Linked DNA regions of Homo sapiens: region 1 is linked to region 2. A link is a contact called in ENCODE Hi-C or POLR2A ChIA-PET data. All regions are on one chromosome and are shown on one strand. The core of a region is the stretch at or near the end of the contact, and the rest is flanking DNA. Distances in the headings are between cores, read along the strand shown. Region 1 overlaps FAM178B (family with sequence similarity 178 member B). Region 2 holds the start of DUSP2 (dual specificity phosphatase 2).

Region 1 (6,402 bases), core at 1,890-4,389, 810 kb before region 2:
CAGGGTCAGTCCCCTGCCACCACAGTCACATGTCATTATGACGGAAGCTGATAACAGCTGATTGCAGGAGCTGAACTTTTTTCCTCCACCCTTGACAGTAATTCAAAAGGAAATCCAATGCTCCTGCATGGAAAAGTGTCAGGACCAAAGCCCACATCCCACTCGGGGGCGGAAGTTGGAAGGGTGGAGTTTGTCTGCCCTGCTCAGTTAGTCATAGGCCCCTCACAGTATTTGCAAGGACATTGGGGTGTGCGTTTGTCCTCTGGGTGCATCTGCCACTGTTGGTGCGAGGACCAGCGTGCTTTCCACAAGCCCGATGCATGGGCCAGGCCGTTCCTCCATGAATATCCAGCAGGCAGGGGAAGAAGGAGGTGGATGAGGCTCAGCTTCTCCCGGAGGCCCGGCAGCCCCGCCTCTTGTTTTGCCACTAGCTTCTCTTCCTGGAGGAACAGGCCAGGGTTGAAGCCCAGGTGCAATAAACCCAGCAGTTCTGAAGTATGGAGAGGGCTGAGCCTTCCAGCTGGCTGCATCTGCCCCCCAAAATAAAGAGCAAGCGGAGGTAGCAAGCAGGGCCATTATGGGATCCCTGAGTTTCTGCCTGTGGTAACACTCGCTTATTTATTTATTTATTTTTGGAACGAAGTTTCGCTCTTGTTGCCCAGGCTGCAGTGCAATGGGGCAATCTCAGCTCACTGCAACCTCTGCCTCCCAGGTTCAAGCGATTCTCCTGCCTCAGCCTCCTGAGTAGCTGGGATTACAGGCGCCCACCACCACGCACGGCTAATTTTTTTTTTCTTTTTTTTTGAGATGGAGTCTTGCTCTGTCTCCCAGGCTGGAGTGCAGTGGCGCAATCTTGGCTCACTGCAAGCTCCGCCTCCTGGGTTCACGCCATTCTCCTGCCTTAGCCTCCCGAGTAGCTGGGCCTACAGGCGCCCACCACCACACTTGGCTAATTTTTTGTATTTTTTAGTAGAGACGGGGTTTCACTGTGTTAGCCAGGATGGTCTCGATCTCCTGACCTCATGATCTTCCCACCTTGGCCTCCCAAAGTGCTGGGATTACAGGCGTGAGCCACCGCACCCGGTCTCGCATGGCTAATTTTTGTATATTTAGTAGAGACGGGGTTTCACCATGTTGACCAGGCTGGTCTTGAACTTCTAACCTCAGGTGATCCACCTGCCTTGGCCTCCCAAAGTGCTGGGATTACAGGCATGAGCCACGATGCCCGGCCAACACTCATTTTTATTTCATTTTTTTCTTGTTTTTAGTCAGGCCCATGCTCTGCTGCCCATGCTGGAGTGCAGTAGTACGATCACAGCTCACTGCAGCCTCCAACTCCCGGCTCAAGAGGTCCTCTTGCCTCGGCCTCCCAAGTAGTTGGGACCACAGGTGTGCACTACCATGCTTAGCTAAGTTTTGTATTTTTTTTTAGAGACAGGGTCTCACTGTGTTGCCTAGGCTGGTCTCAAATTCCTGGCCTCAAGCTATCCTCCTGCCTGGGCCTTCCAAAGTTCTGAGATTATAGACATGAGCCACTGCATCTGGCCTCTCTTATGTTTAAACAAAGAAAGAGAAAGCAAAAGGCCATAGGTGAACGCTTTGGTTGCTATTGGTTTCTATTGTATTTAGGCATTTTATTCAGACTGATTTGAGTAACTTGGCAAAGGCCCAGGAGCTGATACGTATAAATAACTACACTTGGTGTTTATCCTTCGGCCATCACTTGGGATTCTAAAGGCATTTAGAGACCTTGCCCTCTGGGACTGCTGCCCATAAAATAAATGAGGAGGTTGAGGCGGGAAGAATCTTCCCTTGGGTGTGATAAGGAACAGAAATTCCAAGATGAAGCTGGTCAGAGCTCTGCTTAGGAAGGCCCGTGTGCTGAGCCCAGCTGCCCCCATTTCCTGTCACTGGTTTTGCGGGTTTCCCCGTTGTAGCTGATGTCCTTCCCTCGCTTCCTTCTGCTCCAGTGGGCGGCGAGGGTGGAGGCAGACACCTGCCCACTGTCATTGCTGTCATGGCTGGGGATTAGCAGCTCCCTCCTCATCTCTAGTCACAGCTGAGGACTCCGATGGGAACCTCCCTTCATGGGATCCTCAGGTCTGACAGCTGGGGGCTTCCCACTCAGCCAGGCCTGCATGGTATCTGCTGCCGATGGAGGCTCTGTCCCTCTGTCTCTCCCTCCAGGGCCCTCCAACATTCTCAGGATAACTTCGGACCTCAGCATTGGCTTGGCCGTGGACAGAGGCACCCCCTTGGACCCAGCATCCGTGTTCTTGATGTGGGGACGTGACTCTGACAACAGCCAATTCTGTCACCCAAGGCGTTTGAGCTTTCACTGCACACACCTCCCACCCCCTTTCCTTTTTCCCTTTTCCTCCAGGCTTCCCAGCCCAGGTGCTGCTGTTGGGATCCTCCTCCTTTCCCCAGAGTTAAGGCATTGTCTGTGCACAAGGCCCATTCCCTGCCCAGCAGCCAAGCTTGAGGTCACCCTGTGATAACCTGAAGGGCGTGGAAGGGCTTGTGGCTGAGCCAAGGAGAAGCAGCACTCCCGTCCCACCGAGCATGCACTCGGCCTGCAGAGGGGAGTCCTTGCCTCTAACCCTAAACACAGAATTCCTTGAAAGCCAGTCACCTCAGGGCAGAGCAGGACTATGTCCTTTCTGGCTTTCTGTTGCTCCTGGTCCCATAGACAAAATTTTCTCAGCAGCAATGAACTCAGAGGCCAATCAATCATTTCTCTGGCAGAAACTGCAAAGCCCACATAGCAGAAGGGAGATGTTGCAACTGTGGGGTCTCTCCCTTGGAGCAGCAGTTAGAAATGTGTTGATCTGAGCCAACAGGGCCTTGTACAATCAATTCTCCCACTAAGAAACTGGCGGGGTGCCCCCTCCAGCAGAATGCCAGAGCCAGCGTCTCCTCAGAGTCCCTGAAGCGCCAGCCTCCTCACCACATGGCCCTTGTCGGGGTTCTGCCAACTTGCAAGGTCCTCCAGACATTGTTTACATGGGTATTGTCTGCGTTCGGGCTGCTGTGCATGTTCTTGAACCATGCGTCTTGCTGGGGTCAGTCCCTGAAAGTCTCCATGTGACCGGGCACGTGGATAGAATGGAGCATGCCAGCAGTCCTGGGGTGCACGTGTATTTGTATGTACAAACGAAGGTCTATTTCAGGGTGGTAAACTTCACAACCACAGGAACAAAGCTGCTTTCTCCTCTGAACTTAAATGACTTAGAGAAAAAACATGCAATTTGTAAACTGCCTGGACATTCTCAGAGAGACAGCAGCTTGGCTCAGAGGATAATCTTTGTTTTGTAGCATTCTGTTCCTGGCAGATTAAAAAATGATGTCCTTTTTAAAGGAGAAGGAGGAGAAGCAGAAGGAGGAGGTTGGGCTGACTGAAAAACTTTTTATCTAGGGTGGCAACGTTAAGTACTTTCTGAAATGTTCTTTGCATGCATTTGGGCCATTAAAAAGAAGAACAAATGTGACTTACGTTTTCATTTCCTGGAATCCATGTTAATGATCTTTGGGACGTGGTCTAGAGAGAGCAAGCAAAGATGGTGGTCACAAAATGCGCAGGACGTAGGAGAATCCTACCCCAAACCCAGGCTCTCTGGGGATGACCAGGAGCTCAGGAACGGTGACAAAGTCCAGCCAACCCCCTATAAAATGACTTCTGAAGCACCTTCTACCAGAGGCCCTACAACCATATGAAACATTTCAACAACTCATTTTGCAAAGATCTGGAATCTTGTAGGTCAAGGTGATCTACCGGGTCAGTGGTCCCCAAGGCAGGGCTCATCTCCACACCAGCGCCGATTTTGAGAGCTCCTGTTAGGAGGAAGAGGCCCGAGGGGGTGGTGTGAATGGGCACACGGTCACAGCCACAGCCGCGTGGCTGGTCTGAGCACGCCCCCATCCCTGGAATCTGGGACACTTGCAGCTCACATGGTTTCTGAAGAATCCTCTATGGAACTCTTGTTTGGTATTTCCTTCCCAGAATGTCTTCATCCCGGGCCCCTTTCTGTTATTTTCCGGTCTTCTCAGGTGTCCCCTTTGTATCTGAAAAACATAAGGCAGAGCAGAAACGCCCTGTGTAACCAGATCGCGAGACGCTGGCCTCGTGGGGGTAATCGTGCCCGCCCCTTGCAGCTGGAGGAACCCGAGGCTAAGACACCCACTCCTGGCCTCACTCCTCACCTTTCCACACCCTTGGCAAATATTCCACTTTCCCCTGTGGTCAAATGGAAAGGGCAGACTGCACTGCCCCACCATGTTTTTTTGTTTGTTTGAGACGGAGTGTTGCCCTGTTGCCCAGGCTGGAGTGCAGTGGCATGATCTTGGCTCACTGCAACTTCCACCTCCCGGGTTCAAGCAATTCTCCTGCCTCAGCTTCCCGAGTAGCTGGGATTACAGGTACATGCCACCATGCCTGGCTAATTTTTGTATTTTTAGTAGAGACAGCGTTTCACCATGTTGGCCAGGCTGGTCTTGAACTCCTGACCTCGTGATCTACCCGCCTTTGCCTCCCAAAGTGCTGGGATTACAGGCGTGAGCCACTGCCTCCAGCCACCCGCCATGTGTTTTAAACACCATGAGGTGTGTTCACGCAACATTCAAGAAGAGCAGGTGATTCTGATGCTAGCCTGGGTTCTTTTCCTTCTGACAGATCATGCACTGAGGGCTTGAAAAGCACATTTGTCTCTAGCGTTACAGATATGCTTCCCAACAGCCAGTGAAGCTGGGTAGTGACAGCCTCCCGCGGTGTCACCGAGACAAGTGTGCTGGCACAGAGGCCTCCCCTAACCTCAGCCCTCTGCCTCCCAGCTCCCCGCCAGCCCAACAGCTCTCCTTCCTGCGCAGTGGCCTCCTGAACATCCTCTACCTGCACATGCCTGACTGCCCGGTATCCCTGCTCCAGTGGCTGTTCCAGGTGAGGACCGCAGGCCTGCCACTAGGTGGCGGGAGCGCTGCAGTCTGGTGGCCCGGCAGGCCCACAGGCTGAGGGGTGGGCACTTCACCTCTTCTTGCCTTAGGTGCTGCTTGGCTGGGCTCAGGCTGGGAGGAGGGAGGAGAGCTGATTGGGCATCGATCCCCACAATGGTGCTAAGAATGCCAAGGCCAGGGAGGTGCAGGGGGTTCGCCTGTGGTCTCCCAGAGCGGCGAGCGCTGGGAGCCTCTGCTTCCCCCGAAGGTGTGTGTCTCTGGGTGCTGCCTGTGCCCTCACGTGGCTTTCCTGAGGGACCTGGTGTACCCAGTGGACTTACGGTCTAACCTCTCAGTGAATCGGTCCAAGCCCCTCAACAAGTGCTTCCTATGCAACAAAGCTAATTTCTTCACCAGCGATCACAGGTCCCTCATCCCATACGCAGCGGGAGGGCCGTTCAGGGCCCACGGCAATCCTGCAGTGCCTGGTTTGGATCCCTCGTGAATTTGGAGCCGAGGGTGCTTGGGCGTTTGAGCGTGTGCTTCCTGTGTGCAGTTGTAGCTTGGCTGGGAAAACCTGGAACGGCTGCTCTGGCTGTGCTGTTTTTTCCCTCCTGGTTGCTGCTAGAGCGTTTTGCCATAGGGGAACATACATTTTGCCCAGGGCTTGACACCTTTGCACAGAGAGAGGCAGTGAGAAGCCAGCAGGGACAGGAGCCAACCGCTGTGATCTGAATGCCAGGCATAAGGATGCCGTCCTGGCCTTGGTCCCCACCCAGAATCGTCCCTGTCTGGGGACAGGTGGGTCACAAGTTCCAGCTGGTCCCATTCCTGCCAGTTGGAGCCTGGACCCCAGCTGTAAATCAGAGCCATCATGTGGGGCGGATTATTCCAGGAACTGCTTGGCCTCGGCAGGCTGGCTGCAGTCCAGAGAGAGCCCTCCAGCTCTCCCTTCGTGCTCTGGGTCCTTCACCTTGCTCCTCCTTACCCCGGAGGAGGAAGACATGCAGCTTCTGGGGCCCTGGTATGTAGCTGCTAACCTTGTCAGCCCCCAATCCCCCACCCAAGGCCCAGAAGGAGCAGTGGGTGAGTAATGGGGAACAGTGGGGCCATTATTCCCCACGCTGGCGGTGCAGCCCCTGCTCCTTGCACAGTGTGTGACGGAACACACAATCGAGCATTGGGAGGCACAAAGGACCCATCTGAGACGGCACCCACAGAGGGGCCCTGCGTCACCCTGACACTGGCGTGGAGTGCCTTCCCGGGGGCGTGTCGGTTTCTTCCAGGTTCAGAGACCCCCATCCTGGGAGGCACAGACGAGCCTTCCCCTGCCTCTTTCCCCGTCTCCATCATGCTGCGAGGGGGCTGGAGGGGAGAGGAGTGCAGGACCCAGCCCTGAGGTCAGACAGACAGACTTGGTGTGAGTTCTGGCCCTGCCACCTACTCCTGTGTCGCTACAGACAGGTTTCTTAG
Region 2 (6,768 bases), core at 2,392-4,891:
CACCCGGGTGAGAGGCAGGGCCAGGGTTGGGGCGTATCGCGGGCCCCTATGCATTTAGTCTGAGCGACGGGTCCCCTGAGGAGGCCTCAGAGTGTCTTCCCCAGCAGCCCTGCTCCTGGGTGGTCCTGGTCCTGCTCACACACACACACACACACACACGTGACAAGACGCATGACAGAGTGTGGGAACAGACACCAGCCCTTTCGGCTGCAGGCTTCCCGCTTCACCTTGGCCAGGAGGAGGCCTTGCTAAGGGCTGGGTGCCCCAGGTGAACCCCCGCCCCCACCCTGCTCTGTGCCAGACACGCCTTCCTCACAGAGGGGCTGTCCCTGGAGCCTGGCGCCTGGCAGGAGCCTGTGGGGGTGGCCGCCGCATCGGTGTGTTCGTCAGAGGCCTGGCACAGGAAACCCGACGTCATCCCTGACTCACCACTCAGGCGGAGCTTGGGGTGGCCCGTCACTCTCACCTCCATCCCTATTCTGGCGCAAGCACTGTAGCCAAGCCACTCACCTCCCGCCCCCTGTGAGGCATCTGCTTGGAGGTGGGGGCTGGAAGGAGGAAGGAAGGCTCTGCAGCAGCAGCGAGGCAGCTGTGGGAGGGAGACCTGCTGTGCAGGGGGCTGATGGATGTGCTGCCAGGGCCAGGAAAGACCTGGAATCCCAAAGGCAGGAGCCAGTGACGCTTAAACAGCCGTCAAAATAGATGGTTATAAAAAGAATAACATGCAGAATCATCATTTGTTCCCGGTGAGTCTCACAGGTTTTCAATTTTAAAAACAGTGCTGAGCCCAAACTTACTTGATATTGTCTGCTCTGTAAGAGCCAGGCCAAGAAAAACAAACAAAAACAGAGAGAGCTCTGAGCAGGGACCCCCAACCTGGGTCAGCCCCTTCCCAGCCAGTGGCGAGGACTGGGTCCTGCTTCCAGAGCCTTCAGGCTGTGGGGCATCCAGTCTAGCAGAGACCCCTCCTCATTGTGTCCTCACCCCTACACCCAATGCCCTGCCTCCTCTCTGCTGTGGCTCCCAAGGCTGGGCTCTGGCGAACGGTGGTTGGGGAGACTCTGAGTGGGTGGCGGAGAGGAGCAGGCGTCCTGCACCATTATCACCACAGGCAGCATCCAAGGCTTGGGGGGCTTTTGTCAGAGCAAAAGCAGGAGAGGGACATGGGCTGGTAAGTCTCTCCCCCTCTTCTTACCCCAGCCCTGGGCTTTCACCCAGTAATCGGGGGTGGGGCTTTCCCCAGTTTGGGAGTAGGGAAAGAAGGCAAAGGGAAGGCCCTCCTTCATGGCTAAGCTGGGCCTCCGTAAGTCCACGTTCCAGAGCTGAAAAGGGGACAGCCCCAAGACAAATGGCCTCAAGGGGGTGACATATGTGCAGCCACTTTAGGCAGTCATCACCAGTCCTGAGCTGGGTGGTGGCACGTGCCTATAGTCCCAGCTACTCTGTTGGCTGAGGCAGGAGGATCACTTGAGCTCAGGAGTTTGAGGCCAGTGTGGGCAACATAACAAGATCCTGTCACTTAAAAAGAAAAAGAAAAAGAGACCACTGGTCATGGCCAAGAGTGCCAGGCCCCAGGGACTGTGCTATGAGAGCAAACCTTCAGCAATGCTCTCCCCACATGCAGAACTCCCCGGCAAGGTATACCAGATTCTCCAGAAGGAGGGGAAGAGGCCCAGCCCAGCATGGGAGTTGGGTCTGGAGCCCCTTACACGGCTGAGCTGAATTCACTCCTGAATCAGGGATCCCACCTGGCTGGGGTCCTCCCACAGAGCTGGAAGGCTTTGGCTCCTGGCCCAGCAGCAAGACTGGACCTGATTGTCCTTCTGCACGCTCTGTAATTTGCCCCTGGAATAAGCATTAAGTCATTTGGAGGCCGATGCCAAAGATAAGGGCTCATATCAGCCTTTGGGATCTGTGGCCCAGACTCCCTGGCTCTGTTGTGGGCTTTGCTGCCTCAGCCTCCAGACTGGCCTGCCAGGGACAGCGGGGCCTCAGCCAAGTTGCCCAGACAGTGGAGTAGCCTTAGAGCGTTGGAGCCAGTGTGGAAGAGCCGCTGCACCATGATGTGCTCCCCTTACAGATGGAGACACTGAGAGGGTGACGTGGCCCCAGGGACCTTTGGAGTCCTTGGGGCTTTTCTCCTCTGCATCGGCTCTGACCCCAGCACACACAAGCTCCAGCTCCTTCTCACACATAGTGGAACTGCACAGGTACGATGCTGCCCTGCACACAACCAGGCATACAGCACACTGCTGTGAGGAACTCAGGGCAGACAAGTCCAGAAGGGCTGCGGGCTCTCCACAGGTCCCAGCTGTCACTCTTCAAGACGGTCTGGACACAGGGGTCTGTGGGGGAGCCGGAAGGGTCTTTCAGAGGGCACGGAGGAGGGCCTCAGGAGACTGGGGGCTTGGAGGGTGGGTTCTGAAATCCCACGCAGCTGGGGGCAGGGCGAGGGCAGCTCCAGCGCAGTGACGCTGTCTCCACCCACCTCAACTTCTCTGCTTGAGTTTGGGAGTTCACTGCCAACAATTCTTGTGGCTCAGACACCCCACGCACACCTGGGCCTCACCACATCCGGCAGCAGGGCTGGGGGAGGGCGGAATGGAGGGGATACCCAGGCCCCCAGTCCTCCGGGTGCAGTGCTAGCCCTGGACTTTGCTGCCCGGCGGGGCTGGACAGGGAGGCCTAGGATGGGGGAGGCCAGTTCTGTTCTGCTTCTCCCTCTTCCCCTTGCCAAGGTCTTGAAATCCCCGCAGGCCTGGGGAGGGCCGGGAGCGTCAGCGGACTTCCCTCCAGGGCGGGCTTGTGGCAGGGGGAAGTACTTCTCTCTGGGGCCTGGGGGCTTTCCCTGCACCCAGGAGGAAGAAGCTTTGCCCTACACATAACTGGAAACCAGTCACAGACCCCTGCTTTCCCCATGAAAGGCCCTGGGACCCCCCCTCATTTCCCTTCGGCCCAAGCCCAGGGGCCTGGGCCCCGGGGACTGTGTTCTGGCCTAGCTTGGCCACCAACCTACTGCAAGACCCTGAGTACTGGTCTTATCCAGGCAATGGGGGGTGGGGAGGGGGAGGAGAGAGAAAGTCCCTCTGGCTCAAGGTCTCCAAATAGATGAGAAATAGGACATCTCAGCAGGGACCCCCCCCATCATCCAGTGTAGAAATCACCCGTGGCAGCAGGCATTTGTCAATGTTTGTGGTGACAAATTTCTAAGAGGAAAATTCTGGGAGGGAAAGGGAAAAGGCAGAGGAAGCGTGGGGTTAGGGGGTGGGGTACTCCAAGGGTCATCGTTGGCCCTAAAGGGGGACCTGCATCTGAGAAGCTGGGTTCCCCAGGACTGAGTGGCTTGGGACAGGTCAAAGGGTGGGCGCAAAAACGGAGGGGTGCTAGTCCCTCCGACTCCGGGTAACACCTTCCCTTCCCTTAGTCGCTGGTCCCCGCCTCCTCCCGGTGTGTTGGTCCCCGCGCCCTGCCTTCCCCCTCAACCTCCCCCCCGCCCCGAAGTCTCCAGGTCAGCCCAGACTGCGCCCCACGTGAGGGGCGGGGGCGGGCGCGGGCGCCAGCGCCTTCCTGCTCTGCCCTTGTATGGTGCCCCGGAGGCCGGCCCACGGGTACTTAACCCGGGCCGCCGCGGAGGGCGCCCGGAGTCGACCGCTCGGGCAGCGCCACCGCCACGAGAGCCCGGGACGCGGGAAAGACCGAAAGGAAGAGGAAGAGGCACCGGTGGCCATGGGGCTGGAGGCGGCGCGCGAGCTGGAGTGCGCGGCGCTGGGCACGCTGCTGCGGGATCCGCGGGAGGCGGAACGCACGCTGCTGCTGGACTGCCGCCCCTTCCTGGCCTTCTGCCGGCGCCACGTGCGCGCCGCGCGGCCAGTGCCTTGGAACGCGCTGCTGCGGCGCCGCGCGCGCGGCCCTCCTGCCGCCGTTCTCGCCTGCCTGCTGCCCGACCGCGCGCTGCGGACGCGCCTGGTCCGCGGGGAGCTGGCGCGGGCCGTGGTGCTGGACGAGGGCAGTGCCTCGGTGGCGGAGCTCCGGCCCGACAGCCCGGCTCATGTGCTGCTGGCCGCGCTGCTGCACGAGACCCGCGCGGGGCCCACTGCCGTGTACTTCCTGCGAGGTGAGCAAGCCGGCCGCCCTTGGCCCGCCCCACCCGACTCCAGCCCGGCTTTCCCTGCTGATCGTGCTCTTCCCCTCCTTGCAGGAGGCTTCGACGGCTTCCAGGGCTGCTGTCCCGATCTGTGCTCTGAGGCCCCCGCCCCTGCGCTGCCGCCAACAGGGGACAAAACCAGCCGCTCCGACTCCAGGGCTCCTGTCTACGACCAGGTGAGTATTGACCCCCCTCCCCCGAACCTCCCTCTCTCCCCGCCGCGGACTGGGCGCCTCTAGGGAAAGAGCCTGCCATTTGGGGATGCGAGCAGTTTGCCCATATACACACACTTTTATACGTGTGTGTGTTGGGGGAGGGGGTGGGGCATGGCTGCTCGCGCGTGCCTGTATGGGTCTGTGTATGTTTGCATGTGTATGTTGGGAGCATGAAGGGAAATGTATGTCCCGGTGTGTCCTCCGCACATTCCTGAGACCTGTCTCAGGTCAGGAGGACTGGCTGAGGAGTCCTCTTGTCTCGGCCAGCCCATGGGGTCTCCACCCGCTGCTGCTCCAGCTCTCCGGGGCTGGGCTGGAAAGGCCTCACCGCCCCTCTGTTCCCTCCAGGGTGGCCCTGTGGAGATCTTGCCCTACCTGTTCCTGGGCAGCTGCAGTCACTCGTCAGACCTGCAGGGGCTGCAGGCCTGTGGCATCACAGCCGTCCTCAACGTGTCCGCCAGCTGCCCCAACCACTTTGAGGGCCTTTTCCGCTACAAGAGTATCCCTGTGGAGGACAACCAGATGGTGGAGATCAGTGCCTGGTTCCAGGAGGCCATAGGCTTCATTGGTAAGGGGGCACCTCTGCCCAGAAATCCCGAGGGGCTCCAGAGGAGAGGACTGGGGGCACCTGTCTCCTGGGCTGTGCACATTCCGTCTGACACCACTCCCCCATCTCCCTTGCAGACTGGGTGAAGAACAGCGGAGGCCGGGTGCTGGTGCACTGCCAGGCGGGTATCTCGCGCTCTGCCACCATCTGTCTGGCATACCTCATGCAGAGTCGCCGTGTGCGGCTGGACGAGGCCTTTGACTTCGTTAAGCAGCGCCGGGGGGTCATCTCCCCCAACTTCAGTTTCATGGGGCAGCTGCTGCAGTTTGAGACCCAGGTGCTGTGTCACTGAGGTGGTGCCCCTCTGCCTGCCTGCCCCACTGTGCTGGCAGGAGCTGACTGTGGACTGGTGGGCTCCCCTCTGGGCCAGCACAGTCCCCTCACCTCTGGCAGGGCTGCTACCTCCTCAGAGTTTCAGAAGCCCCCACATGGGGGCTCTAGGAATGCCGGCATGCTGGTCTTTCCGACCTGGTGCTCTTCTGCTGGGGGACTGAGGCTGGCCCTCATTCGGGGTCGGGAACCAAGGGTGTGTCTGCTCTTTCCCTCCCCATCCTCTGGCAGAAATCAGCTAGACGCTATACCGTGGACTCTCCCTGGTCCACCACCATGTTGAAGCCCTTGGCAGCCTGAGAGCTCCAAGGAACAAGCTGTGACAACCAGGAGCCCTGTCTGTGGGTTCGTCTGCCCAGGGCCTGGAGCCCAAGCCCTGTGTTCCTGGGGAAGCTGGGGACTTGGGAAGTGATGGGTGTGTCATGTTGCGTGTGTCTGTCTGTGAGCCTTTCACACCTGTGCTGGCGCTGGAAAATTATTTGTGCTCAGCTGACATTTAACACTCCCTCCCCCGCTTCCTCCTAGCCCTGTGGGCAGGGGTTGGAAACTTAGCACTTTATATTTATACAGAACATTCAGGATATGTCAATAAAATATTGTTATATTTAAAAAACAACAACCCAGCATCTGGTCTCATCTGATACCCGGGAGCCTGCTTGGACCTCACGTTTCCTTGTGCCCTTGGGGTTTGGGAAGTGAATGGGCAGAGGGGCCAGCGGCCGGAAGGGGCAGGTCTGACCCTCCCCACAAAGGCTGCTCTCTTGGCCCCAGTTCTCCCTGGGCTGGCGTCTTTTCCCAGACAGGGACCTCGCTCCAGAGCTGAACAGGGTTGTTTCTGGGAGGCTGGGTCCCGTCCGTGACTCAGAGCCAGGCCCAGTGCTGCCCCGATCAGACCCCGCTTCCTTTTCGGAATGTGGAAGGATGCGAGTGTGTGCCTGAGGGTGTGGTCCTGTGGGGGTGGGTGGTCTTGGCCCATGCACACCTGCATGTTGCGCATGGTGTTCCTGTGGGAGCGTGTGTGCACGCCCACACAAGAGGCACTTCCCAGGCCGTGTGGGTCTCTACTTCCTCACAGCAGGCCTGCATGGCCTCCCTACTCTTCTCCCACATCCCAGGGCTGGGGCTCACAGCGTCCCCTGTTCCAGAGCTCCTTCATGTCCCCCAAAGGCATGTGGCCCTGTGTCTGGTGCAGAGGACCTGTCACCAGGGATGGGATTCATTGCTCTGCACACCCACCCAACTAGCACATCTTGGCCGAGCTTCAATTACGGGCCCAGCATAGGACTAAGGTTCAGTGGAGACCTGAGACCAGGGCCCCGCCCACGCCAGAAGCCAAGGGGTACCTGCCGACGCTGCCGGGAGGGGGTGCTGTGATCTGCCTGTGAGCAGGGGTGCTGAGGCCTTTGGAAATGGTTGTGCGGGAGCCAGTCCTGCTTCAGGCTCACTGGGACACTCGGCCATTTGGAGTGTCA

Evidence for each region. A loop is a pair of places that touch in the nucleus more often than their neighbours do. ChIA-PET counts read pairs that join two places held with the same protein, here RNA polymerase II (POLR2A). Pooled maps may share reads with other maps.
Region 1: a pooled map shows a loop between it and region 2 (4-fold over the local background). The contact joins the enhancer-like site here to the promoter of DUSP2 in region 2. A Hi-C loop is called at or near these places in 1 of 168 maps with a recorded cell type or tissue (naive thymus-derived CD4-positive, alpha-beta T cell) and 7 of 50 pooled maps. POLR2A ChIA-PET finds 5 or more read pairs at or near these places in 2 of 52 experiments (CD4-positive, alpha-beta memory T cell and activated CD4-positive, alpha-beta T cell).

The regions. Positions count from the first base shown.
Region 1 is chr2:96,949,913-96,956,314 of GRCh38, reverse strand. FAM178B (family with sequence similarity 178 member B) reads left to right here. Exons shown (of 17, transcript NM_001122646.3): 7 at 4,831-4,936. Among named protein-coding and RNA genes, the nearest start is that of FAM178B, 33 kb to the left of the region's middle. RefSeq lists enhancers at 5,012-5,651, 5,652-6,293. Within about 2 kb of position 3,139, at least 12 of the 41 ENCODE cell types and tissues checked have a DNase peak (open chromatin) inside an H3K27ac peak, as active enhancers do.
Region 2 is chr2:96,142,313-96,149,080 of GRCh38, reverse strand. DUSP2 (dual specificity phosphatase 2) reads left to right here and starts at 3,641. Exons shown (of 4, transcript NM_004418.4): 1 at 3,641-4,114; 2 at 4,199-4,320; 3 at 4,708-4,927; 4 at 5,044-5,912. The coding sequence starts at 3,727. The coding sequence ends at 5,258. RefSeq lists enhancers at 1-61, 152-241, 2,082-2,961, 3,758-4,259, 4,662-4,711 and 5 more and a silencer at 3,272-4,031.